Linked DNA regions of Homo sapiens: all the other regions are linked to region 4. Evidence: chromatin contacts called from ENCODE Hi-C or POLR2A ChIA-PET data. All regions are on one chromosome and are shown on one strand. Each heading gives the region's core, a stretch centred on a gene start or an enhancer-like site at or near the end of the contact. The rest is flanking DNA. Distances are from core to core; before and after follow the strand shown. Region 1 holds the start of IER2 (immediate early response 2). Region 2 holds the start of JUNB (JunB proto-oncogene, AP-1 transcription factor subunit). Region 3 holds the start of CALR (calreticulin). Region 4 holds the start of JUND (JunD proto-oncogene, AP-1 transcription factor subunit).

Evidence for each region. A loop is a pair of places that touch in the nucleus more often than their neighbours do. ChIA-PET counts read pairs that join two places held with the same protein, here RNA polymerase II (POLR2A). Pooled maps may share reads with other maps.
Region 1: a pooled map shows a loop between it and region 4 (15-fold over the local background). The contact joins the promoter of IER2 here to the promoter of JUND in region 4. A Hi-C loop is called at or near these places in 2 of 37 single-sample maps with no recorded cell type and 9 of 50 pooled maps. POLR2A ChIA-PET finds 5 or more read pairs at or near these places in 1 of 52 experiments (activated B cell).
Region 2: a map of CD8-positive, alpha-beta T cell shows a loop between it and region 4 (9-fold over the local background). The contact joins the promoter of JUNB here to the promoter of JUND in region 4. A Hi-C loop is called at or near these places in 3 of 168 maps with a recorded cell type or tissue (CD8-positive, alpha-beta T cell and naive thymus-derived CD4-positive, alpha-beta T cell) and 13 of 50 pooled maps. POLR2A ChIA-PET finds 5 or more read pairs at or near these places in 1 of 52 experiments (BJ).
Region 3: a loop to region 4 is called in a pooled map, with 9 times the contacts of the local background. The contact joins the promoter of CALR here to the promoter of JUND in region 4. A Hi-C loop is called at or near these places in 1 of 168 maps with a recorded cell type or tissue (ovary) and 4 of 50 pooled maps. POLR2A ChIA-PET finds 5 or more read pairs at or near these places in 1 of 52 experiments (activated B cell).

Annotation. Positions count from the first base shown.
Region 1 is chr19:13,149,041-13,151,740 of GRCh38, forward strand. IER2 (immediate early response 2) reads left to right here and starts at 1,371. Exons shown (of 2, transcript NM_004907.3): 1 at 1,371-1,512. STX10 (syntaxin 10) reads right to left here and starts at 1,335. Exons shown (of 8, transcript NM_003765.3): 1 at 1,099-1,335; 2 at 688-857; 3 at 459-553; 4 at 1-51. The coding sequence starts at 1,133. RefSeq lists silencers at 846-895, 936-1,095, 2,646-2,700 and enhancers at 1,216-1,415, 1,436-1,505.
Region 2 is chr19:12,790,124-12,792,823 of GRCh38, forward strand. JUNB (JunB proto-oncogene, AP-1 transcription factor subunit) reads left to right here and starts at 1,363. Exons shown (of 1, transcript NM_002229.3): 1 at 1,363-2,700. The coding sequence starts at 1,649. The coding sequence ends at 2,692. It also overlaps a transcript of HOOK2 not described here. RefSeq lists silencers at 1-241, 1,102-1,681, 2,052-2,161, cis regulatory regions at 1-228, 1,068-1,622 and enhancers at 1-425, 726-1,337.
Region 3 is chr19:12,937,196-12,939,895 of GRCh38, forward strand. CALR (calreticulin) reads left to right here and starts at 1,414. Exons shown (of 9, transcript NM_004343.4): 1 at 1,414-1,575; 2 at 1,939-2,040; 3 at 2,233-2,436. The coding sequence starts at 1,485. RefSeq lists enhancers at 856-965, 1,036-1,085, 1,712-2,461, 1,756-1,805, 2,698-2,700 and a cis regulatory region at 1,016-1,654.
Region 4 is chr19:18,280,239-18,282,938 of GRCh38, forward strand. It overlaps JUND (JunD proto-oncogene, AP-1 transcription factor subunit), which reads right to left and starts at 1,384. Exons shown (of 1, transcript NM_005354.6): 1 at 1-1,384. The coding sequence starts at 1,246. The coding sequence ends at 203. MIR3188 (microRNA 3188) reads left to right here and starts at 1,839; the gene lies at 1,839-1,923. It overlaps LOC124904652 (a long non-coding RNA gene), which reads left to right and starts at 1,854. Exons shown (of 2, transcript XR_007067154.1): 1 at 1,854-2,700. RefSeq lists silencers at 1-282, 863-1,862 and an enhancer at 518-1,369.

The DNA of each region.
Region 1 (2,700 bases), core at 121-2,620, 5.1 Mb before region 4:
CCTCTCCAAAAATGCTACGGCTGTTGGGCTGACCATATGGTCCTTCATTTCCTGGAGGTAAGGACAGCATTAGGGAGGAAAGACACTCAGGCTGGGCGCGGTGGCTCACGCCTGTAATCCTAGCACTTTGAGAGACCAAGCCGGGTGGATCACCTGAGGTCAGGAGTTCGAGACCAGCCTGATCAACATGGTGAAACCCCGTCTCTACTAAAAACACAAAACTTAGCCGGGTATCGTGGCAGGCACCTGTAGTCCCAGCTACTCAGGAGACTGAGACACAAGAATCGCTTGAGCCTGGGAGGCGGAGGTTGCAGTGAGCCGAGATTGCAACACTGTACTCCAGCCTGGGCGACAGAGCGAGGCTCTGTCTCAAAAAAAAAAAAAAAAAAGAAAGAAAGAAAGAAAAAAAAACACACTCAAACCTTCCCCCACTCCCCGCCTGCAGGACCTTTCCTGACCTGGACTGCCTCTCGCATCCGCTCCACGAACACCTTTCTCTCCTGCAGGTCCCCGGCTGGGAGCTTGAACTTGCCTGGGTTGGCTTCCACTATACGTGGGCTGAGAGTCAAGGGTCAAGGCCGGAGCCAGATATCATCCCCGTCCCTAGGGGTCCAGCCCTACCCGAAGGTGGGCTGCCACCGCAATGGGCTCTCCCATGCCACCCTCTGCCACAAAGCCCCAGGATATCGATGGTCTCTTCCAGGTCCTCGAGGTCCCACTCGATGCTGCGCAGGCCATTCCGCAGCTCATTGGTCGTCCAGTCCAGCTCCTCGCGTCCGACCGCCGCGCTTTCCTGCAGGAGCTCGCACCAGCGCTGGTACAGCCCGCGGGCCGTGTTCACCGCCTTCTGCACCTCGCTGCGGGCAGGGGCACGGCGGGCGCGGCTGGGGGCAGGCGGTCCTCCCGCCTGCCTCTGCCCCCGACTGCAAACCCAAACGCATGGGGGACTCCGGAGACCCCTATATACCCCTGCGTGCGCCTCCCACTCTGCACCCCGACGGCCTTGCCCAGCCCGCCGGGCACGCTGGGGCCGGCACCCGGGCACTGGCTGGCTTGGGTACAGAGCACCCTCCGCCCTCCCCCGTCGTTGTCACTCACCCTCGGACTACAAAAAAGGGGTCTTCGAGAGACATGTCAGTCCCTTCCCCCCCAGGCCGAACCCCCCTCCCGGCCTGGGTTCGCGGGCTGGTTCCCTCCCAACCGAGGAGAACGCGCCGCCACCCCCGCCCCCGTCACGCCACCATCGAGAGCCGGACCGCCAGGGGAGAAAGAGAAGCCTCGGAGGCCCGACGTGCGGACACTTCCGCCCTCTCCTCAGCCATCTTGGTTGTGGGCAGAGGCAGCTTCCGGTGCACATGCCCCCGCCCCTTAGCCCTCTCGTGCCGCACCGTAGGGGGCGGTGTCGGAGTTCTGTCTGGGCCTATTCGGGTCCGAGTTCGGAATTTCGGTTCAAGGCCCAGTTCCTCGGATTGTTCCTGCGCAACTTCAGTTTCCCTTCCAGGCACGGGCAATGTAAATAATGATAGCCTCCCTCATCTCTGGCGGCTGGGTATTATGGCTGGGGAAGGGGCTCATTCGATTCGTTGAAGCTTTTCATGGACTCCCTGAGCTGGCACCTGGGAGATCGTCCCATCCCAGGGTCCCGAGTGTCAGGTTTGGCTAGGGTCTGGGGGAGAGGTGGTCCTCCCTTCTCCCTGCGGGGGCGCGGTGAGGAGCGGGCCTGCTCCTCCGGGGAGTTCTGCCGCATTCTCCCAATCTCTTTCCTGAGAAGTGGCGGAGTTGGGGGCACTTCGAGGTCGCCTTGGGGCGAGGTGGTCGTGAGGGGGTCCCAGATATGCCAGCAGCGGGGGGAGGTCACCTTTGAGAAAGTGCGTGGAGGTGGGTTTCTTCAGAAGCGCGGAGTCTTTCTGGGTGCGAGCCTGGGGGTAGCGGGTGGTGGCTTTGAGGATGGTCTCCAGGGGGGCCCTCTGTGTGTGGGGTCTCCGTCTGGGTAGGGGCCAGGAATATCAGCGGAGGGACTCAGGGTCGTCCCTATGTGTGACAGTGGCGCTGTGTGTTGGGGAGCTTCGGGAAAGCACTTTTTTTGAGTGATAGGGGGCCTGGTCTCCCCTGGAGGGTGGGCGGGTTATCTGAGGGAGTCCTCGGAGGGTCGCCCCCTTGCGCGTCAGAGTTGCTGCGTGGGGTCTCAGAGATAGCGCCTGGGCTGGGGAAATCATTGTGGGGTCTCCGTGGTAAGGTTAGCGGGGTGGGGACGGCCTGCGTCTTCGGCAGGTCGTCGCAGTCTGGCACCATCGTTGAATGGGGACGAGTTTGGGAAGGGTATTTTAGGGGGGAATAACTTTTGAGTTCCCAGCGTGCGGGGGAAGGGCGGGACGGGAGGGTGTCCCAAGGCCTGAGAAGATCAGTGTGGGGCAGGGGTCAGGAATAACCTGGGAGGGGGCCTTGTATGGGGGAAATAATTGGGAAGAGGAGAGATGGGATGAAGGGGGCCTCAGCGGGTCGTCTCCTGTGTATGCAGGGTCGTTCTGCAGCGTCTCTGGGAGATGGCGTCCCTGGGAGCCCTCAGGTCGCCCCTACCCGCTGCGGGGTGCTTTCCTGGCGTCACGCCTTCCTGGCCCCTGGAGGGAAGGAAGTGAAACTCTCCTCTTCCCCCACCCGGCTGGAATGCGAGTCAGGAAGCCTGGGGCTCCAGCCTGCTCC
Region 2 (2,700 bases), core at 113-2,612, 5.5 Mb before region 4:
GCGGAACCATTGCTTGAGGGGAGAGGATGGTGGCTGGAGGCTGCCGCGGCTGGGCGGGCTCCAAGCACCCGGGCCTCCGCGGGGGCTCGCACGCCCAGGTTCCTCTTCCGAGGCGCAGGATGCGGCGGGACCCAGGGCGGGGCGCACGGTCCCGTAGGATCCGAGTGACGGAGACAGGGCCGGGCTCCTTCCCCCGGGGCTGTTGCCACACTTCCTGCCTCTGCGCTCTTTCCCCAGCCTGTTTCTAAGGAAGGGAGTGGGGTTGGGCGACCGCGCCCCAGCCGTCGGGCTGGGTCCAGGCTCTAGGAGCCGACACGGTGTTGGGCAAAGCCCAGGGTCAATAGGGGAGGGTTTTAGGATGGGGGACAGAGAATACAGATGACTAAGAGGTTACCATCGAGGGGGAGCAGCAGTCGTGGAAGATCCAGCAGTCCTGGTGCGCGGGACCCTCAAGGCCCCCTCCTCACATGTCAACTGAGTACCCTCTTATTGTCTTCTCTGCTCCGAAGATGTGTCCGGCCCCTTCTAACTCTCTCCTTCATCCGGGCTAGCAGATGACCCCAGTGGTCCCCAATTTCTGGCAGACATGTCTCCATCTTCTACCTGGCATATTTTACCTGCCTCAGTGTACCCCAGGCCGCTTACTAGCTTTCTGCATATCTAGACTTCCCCTAATGCCTCCTTCCCGCTTACGGGAGAGCCTCAGACTCTGGACTCAGCTCCCATGAGCTCCTGGACCCCTACTCATTTCTTGCAATTTAATGGGTCATGCAGCTCCACCCACTCACCCCTTTTGATCTCTCCCCTCCTCCGTCCTGTGAAAATTCCAGTCCCGCATCCTTCTGAGCCCGGGACCCCCAGTCAATTCCTGGGTCAGGTGTCTCCTTAACCCTCCCGATTTACAGTGCTTAACCCTCATTTCTGCTTTTTGGGGTCTCCCAATGGATTGTCAGTCCTCCTACCCCTCTCGTATTCTGGGTACCTCAGGGGTTTCTTCGCACATACTGGGACCCTCACCCCACTTGCTGCGTACCAGGTCCTGGTATTTGTCCCAGTGGACTCCAGGGAAATCATCCTCCTCCCTGAAACCCCTCACTCATGTGCCTGGGCCCCCCAGCACCTCCTTCCATGCGTACCCCGAGGTCCTTTGAGCCCCTCCCCCTGCAGCCCCGCCGAGCCACCCGGCCCGTGGCCGCTGTTTACAAGGACACGCGCTTCCTGACAGTGACGCGAGCCGCCTCCTCCCCTTCCCCACGCTCGAGGAGGGGGGCGCGGGGGCCCGGCTCCGGCGACGGCCAATCGGAGCGCACTTCCGTGGCTGACTAGCGCGGTATAAAGGCGTGTGGCTCAGGCTGAGCGGCTGGGACCTTGAGAGCGGCCAGGCCAGCCTCGGAGCCAGCAGGGAGCTGGGAGCTGGGGGAAACGACGCCAGGAAAGCTATCGCGCCAGAGAGGGCGACGGGGGCTCGGGAAGCCTGACAGGGCTTTTGCGCACAGCTGCCGGCTGGCTGCTACCCGCCCGCGCCAGCCCCCGAGAACGCGCGACCAGGCACCCAGTCCGGTCACCGCAGCGGAGAGCTCGCCGCTCGCTGCAGCGAGGCCCGGAGCGGCCCCGCAGGGACCCTCCCCAGACCGCCTGGGCCGCCCGGATGTGCACTAAAATGGAACAGCCCTTCTACCACGACGACTCATACACAGCTACGGGATACGGCCGGGCCCCTGGTGGCCTCTCTCTACACGACTACAAACTCCTGAAACCGAGCCTGGCGGTCAACCTGGCCGACCCCTACCGGAGTCTCAAAGCGCCTGGGGCTCGCGGACCCGGCCCAGAGGGCGGCGGTGGCGGCAGCTACTTTTCTGGTCAGGGCTCGGACACCGGCGCGTCTCTCAAGCTCGCCTCTTCGGAGCTGGAACGCCTGATTGTCCCCAACAGCAACGGCGTGATCACGACGACGCCTACACCCCCGGGACAGTACTTTTACCCCCGCGGGGGTGGCAGCGGTGGAGGTGCAGGGGGCGCAGGGGGCGGCGTCACCGAGGAGCAGGAGGGCTTCGCCGACGGCTTTGTCAAAGCCCTGGACGATCTGCACAAGATGAACCACGTGACACCCCCCAACGTGTCCCTGGGCGCTACCGGGGGGCCCCCGGCTGGGCCCGGGGGCGTCTACGCCGGCCCGGAGCCACCTCCCGTTTACACCAACCTCAGCAGCTACTCCCCAGCCTCTGCGTCCTCGGGAGGCGCCGGGGCTGCCGTCGGGACCGGGAGCTCGTACCCGACGACCACCATCAGCTACCTCCCACACGCGCCGCCCTTCGCCGGTGGCCACCCGGCGCAGCTGGGCTTGGGCCGCGGCGCCTCCACCTTCAAGGAGGAACCGCAGACCGTGCCGGAGGCGCGCAGCCGGGACGCCACGCCGCCGGTGTCCCCCATCAACATGGAAGACCAAGAGCGCATCAAAGTGGAGCGCAAGCGGCTGCGGAACCGGCTGGCGGCCACCAAGTGCCGGAAGCGGAAGCTGGAGCGCATCGCGCGCCTGGAGGACAAGGTGAAGACGCTCAAGGCCGAGAACGCGGGGCTGTCGAGTACCGCCGGCCTCCTCCGGGAGCAGGTGGCCCAGCTCAAACAGAAGGTCATGACCCACGTCAGCAACGGCTGTCAGCTGCTGCTTGGGGTCAAGGGACACGCCTTCTGAACGTCCCC
Region 3 (2,700 bases), core at 164-2,663, 5.3 Mb before region 4:
TCGGCCTCCCCAAGTGCTGGGTTTACAGGCGTGAGCCACTGCGCCCGGCCACCATTTCTTTTTTTTTTTTTTAACCAGAGACCCTTGCCAAGTCATTCCCCCCACTCCACTTTATTTTCCTTTTCATTTTTTCCTTCCTCTCTTTTCTGAGTCACAACCATTAGCCAGGAAGCACCCCCTCCCCACCCTCTTTCCTGGATCCCCCTCATTCCCTCCTTCCATAGTCCACTCCCGCGCTCCCAGGTCCAGGGCTTATTTGCCCAGAGTTTGGAAAACCCCCAGCTCTCCTTCCTCCTTTCTACAGCGTGGGGGCAGGGTACTGGTGCCAGTCACGTGCCTCTGGCTTCTGAAGAAGACTCTAGACTGGGGTCGGGGGGTGGGTCCTGCCCATCTCCCTAGCATCTTATCGTCCCTACCATCTGTGTCTTTTTTCCCTCCCCAAACGGAACCCCCTGCCCTCTCGCCTGCCTATAGCCGTTTAATTGCAAAAGCCAGGCCGTTTGTGGGAGACCACAGACAGCGACCCCCTTCATTTACCGGTTGAGAGGAGGGTAAAGGGGCGGCTGCAATCTGGGTAATAACCCTATCCCCACTCCAGAAGTCACAGTCACATCGTTAAGCCTTCCTCCCCTCTTGTCCCAGGACAGCTTTAAAAACGTTAAAAGCATTTCTGCTGGGTAGCATCTGGCCAGGGTCGCCCCCTCTGTCTGCTCAGGAACGTCTGTCACTTCAGAGAGCTTAAGTGACTTGCCCCGGTCACACAGCAGCAGTCCGATAGGCTGCCAGGGCTCTAGGGGCAGAAGGAGGAGAGGGCTGGCATTCTTCCCACCGGCCCGCGTGACTGTAGCACCGGGGTGCAGCGAAGCCCCAAGGGCCCCAATCCGTGAGCTCTCTCCCATCCCAGGCAGGGGTGGGGGAGCAGCAGTGGGGTGCTGGTTCTCAAATGCAAGATAAGAGCTGGCTAAGAAAGCCTTGCCCAGCCCCTCCACCTAGAGGGAATGGGAGGGAGAGAAGCTGAGGGCAGGGTCCCGGTCCCGCGTGGAGACAGCTGCGCTCCCGCGGTTTCTTTAAACGCCCAGATGGGCAACGACGCGCGCGGACGAGGGCGGGGTTGGGTTCAGGTCTGGTCACATGACCTGGCCTGAGGTGCTCGCGGCCCCCACCCCACCAGTGGGCGTCCCCCCCACGCGTGGTCGACCATCATTGGTCGGTGGTGAGGCCAATAGAAATCGGCCATCTGGGAACCCAGCGTTCCGAGGCGCAGCCTAACATAGTGAACCGACGAAGGTCCAATGGAAAAAGACGGCCATGGGCATAGACCAATGACAAAGTGGCAGGGGCGGGCCCAAGGGCTGGGTCAGGTTGGTTTGAGAGGCGGGTGGGTATAAAAGTGCAAGGCGGGCGGCGGCGTCCGTCCGTACTGCAGAGCCGCTGCCGGAGGGTCGTTTTAAAGGGCCCGCGCGTTGCCGCCCCCTCGGCCCGCCATGCTGCTATCCGTGCCGCTGCTGCTCGGCCTCCTCGGCCTGGCCGTCGCCGAGCCTGCCGTCTACTTCAAGGAGCAGTTTCTGGACGGAGGTAACGCCTGGTCCCGCCTCGAGGCCGCCCCGACGACGCGGCCGGCCCCCGATCCTGGATCTGCGTTGTCGCCCGTAATTACCGTTTAGAGGTCCAACACGGTGGCCTCCCGGGACTAGAGCCGCGGGCGATTTCTCTTCTGCGTCCCTGGGGAGCGCGGAGGGCGTAGCGGCCTCCCGCGGCGGGAGTTAGGGTTAGCCCGAGGATCTCTGAAGGCACCCGACGTGTCAAACTAGAGGTTGGAATGGGGAGTGTCGGGGATCTCCTTTCCTGTCCCCAGCAGCTTGTGGCTCTCGGCAGATGTTTGGTGTGGGGGGGGATTAGCACAGCCGCTCTGACCTACCCCTCTAATCCCCCACTTAGACGGGTGGACTTCCCGCTGGATCGAATCCAAACACAAGTCAGATTTTGGCAAATTCGTTCTCAGTTCCGGCAAGTTCTACGGTGACGAGGAGAAAGATAAAGGTAAGAGCCTAGGAGTGGGTGCTCAGATCCGGGAGGACTTCCTGGCAGAAGTCCTTGTCTGTACACACACAGCCGGGACAGTCCCCTTGGAGGAGGACAGGTGGAGGAAGTGGGGGAGTCTTCTCTATTCTCTAAGTCGAGGGTCCTCGCGAGTCAAGGCCCAACGGTGACCTCACTACCGTCCCGTCTCAGGTTTGCAGACAAGCCAGGATGCACGCTTTTATGCTCTGTCGGCCAGTTTCGAGCCTTTCAGCAACAAAGGCCAGACGCTGGTGGTGCAGTTCACGGTGAAACATGAGCAGAACATCGACTGTGGGGGCGGCTATGTGAAGCTGTTTCCTAATAGTTTGGACCAGACAGACATGCACGGAGACTCAGAATACAACATCATGTTTGGTGAGGGCCTGCTTCCTGGTGCTGATCTCTGTCCCATTAGTTAGAGGGAGACCCAGACCCCATTGACTTTCTTAATAATGATTTTTTTTGGAAGGGGAGCTAAAAGAATAAGTCCCAGCAACAATTTATTGCATTATGATCGCAGATCTAGGCTGTTAATTTAATTTGCGTGTTTGTATATAGTTATTTCCCAATCTTACTAATGAGGATTTTGAGTTCTAGAGCACTGATTTTTTTTTTTTCTCCTTTAAACTTAAGGCTCCA
Region 4 (2,700 bases), core at 134-2,633:
GCAGGGGGTCCAGCTTGTCGAGTCCTGGGCACCCTCGGGGGGGGGGAATCCCCGGGGGCCGCGCCCTCTCTGAGTTCCTGGGCACACTCGGGGAGGGGGGGTCCCCAGGGCCGCACCCTCTCCAAGTCCGGGGCGCCCACGACACCCCCCCGCGAGCCCGCCCCTTGGGGAGGGTGGCCGCGCATGCGCCCCGCGCGCGGACTCAGTACGCGGGCACCTGGTGCTGGGGCAGCAGCTGGCAGCCGCTGTTGACGTGGCTGAGGACTTTCTGCTTGAGCTGCGCCACCTGCTCGCGCAGCAGGCTCGCCGTGGACGCCAGCTCCGTGTTCTGACTCTTGAGGGTCTTCACTTTCTCTTCCAGGCGCGAGATGCGCTCCAGCTTGCGCTTGCGGCACTTGGAGGCGGCGATGCGGTTGCGCAGCCGCTTGCGCTCCGCCTTGATGCGCTCCTGCGTGTCCATGTCGATGGGCGACAACGGCGGGCTCTCGCCGAAGCTCGGCACGTCGGGCACCGTCTGTGGCTCGTCCTTGAGCGCAGCCAGGCGCGGCGGCCCCAACGCGCCTGGGGGTGGCGGCGGCGGGAAGGGCACAGGTTCGGCAGCGAAGGCGACCGTCGCGGCGCCCCCCGCGCCCCCGGCGCCGCCCGCGTAGCTGCTCAGGTTCGCGTAGACAGGCGCTTCGGGCGCGGCCGCCGCCGGGGCCAGCTCGCCGGGGGGCGCGGAGCCCGTGGCCGTGCCCGAGGGCCCCCCGGCGGCGGCGGCGGCGGCGGCAGCGGCCGCGCCCGCGCCGAGCTGGTTCTGCTTGTGTAAATCCTCCAGGGCCTTGACGAAGCCCTCGGCGAACTCCTGCTCCTCGCTGGCCGCCACCTTGGGGTAGAGGAACTGTGAGCTCGTCGGCGTGGTGGTGACCAGCCCGTTGGACTGGATGATGAGGCGCTCGAGCTCGGGGGAGGCCAGCTTCAGCAGCCCCAGGTCGGGAGAGGCGAGCAGGCCGTCGGGGGGTGCCGCGCTGGGGGCGCCGTCGGCGCGCAGGGGGGTAGGAGGCGGCGCGGCCGCAGGCTTGAGCGCTGCCGCCACCTGCTCACTCAGGCTCAGCGTCAGCGCGTCCTTCTTCATCATGCTGCCGGCCGCGGCCGTCGGGGGCGCCCCGGGGAACAAGCGGCCCGGGGACGCGAAGCTGCCGCCGCTGCCACTGGCGCCGCCGCCCAGGCCGCTCAGCGCCTCATCGCCGTAGAAGGGTGTTTCCATCCTCCGCCTCCCCCGCCGCGCCGGCCCGGGGGGGAGTGGCCGCGGCCTCCCGGGGGGCCCGCGCCCCCCCGTCCGCTCGGCCCTGCGCCCGCCCCGGCCGCGGCCGCAGCGCCCGGCCCTCCACTGGCGGCGGCTCCTGCGCCGCGCCACTTGTGCGCCCTCTTATAGCCTCGGCTCGGCGCGATGAGCTCACCGCCCCCGTTCGCCATTGGGTGCGGGTGACGTCGCTCATTTGCATGGAGGGGCGGGGCCAAGCCGCCGACGCCCGCCCGGCCGCCGTTGCCCCGGCGACGCGCGGTAAACGCCACAACAGCGCGCTGCCTTGTGGGTTGACGTCATGGGGGCGGCCGCGCGCCCGGGCCGGGTCACCCCGCCCCGGGACCGCTGTGTACGACCGATCTCCCCGGCGCCGCCTCCGCCAAGGCACGTCCCGGGTGGCGTGATGGGCCCGGGCCACCAGGCGCCCGCCCGCCCCGAGGCCCCGCCCCGTGTCCGCGCGTGGGGCCCCGGCCGGGCGGGGGCGGGGGCGGGGGCGGTGCCGGCCTCCGGGGACTGGAGGGGGATGGGGTCCCGCATGGCTAAATAACTCCTTGGCGCCTCCTGCTCTGCTGTGCCGCCAGGGCCTCCCCTAGCGCGCCTTCTGGAGAGGCTTTGTGCGGATACGGGGCTGGAGGCCTGGTGGGGCTGTGTCCGGGGGCTCGCCGGGGGTGTGGGGAGGTCTGCGTTCCTCACCCTCCCTCCTTCCTTCCCTCCCTCCCTCCACCCCGCGTGTGATTGCTCAGGAAGAGACGGGAGGGGAGAGGAGGGTCGCCAGAAGTTGCTGAAAGCGCTTGGATCCTGATCATTTTCACTGAGTGCGTTCTAGAACCAGGAGTCCTACTTCCTGCCTTTACAGATGGGAAACTGGGCTCAGAGAGGTGGAGTGACCATCCCCCGAGAGTTAGCTAGGAGTCACAGCAGGGCCCGGGCTGTGACTAGGCCTGAGCTCTTGTCCACCCTTAGAACCCTAGAACCTGGGAGTCCAGGCCCCTGCGCAGCCCCTTCCTTCCGCCGCCCACGTTTTAACCCCAGGTCTGCCAGGGCTGTGATGTCCTGGGCGAGGGTGCCCAACTCCAGGGGCTGGGCTGATGAGGCAGGAATGCCGGGTATAATTATTACATGCTTGTTACCACTATCATGGCTGTTAGGGCTTAATGAGCCACTATTAAGACTGGCTGGGAAGGGGGTGTGAGGGAGGAGAGATGGACCCACCCCACCAATACTCACAAGGGATCCTTAGGACATCTGGATCTGACCTACAGCCTCTGCATGCACCCCTCCAGCTCCCCACCTCTGTCTGAATGGAGCCCACACCCTCCTTTCCCTGACCTCCTTCCCCTCACTCTCTCTGATCCTTGGCCTCCCAGTTGCAGGACTAATCGTACCTCTGGGCCTTTGCACGTGCTATGCTCTCT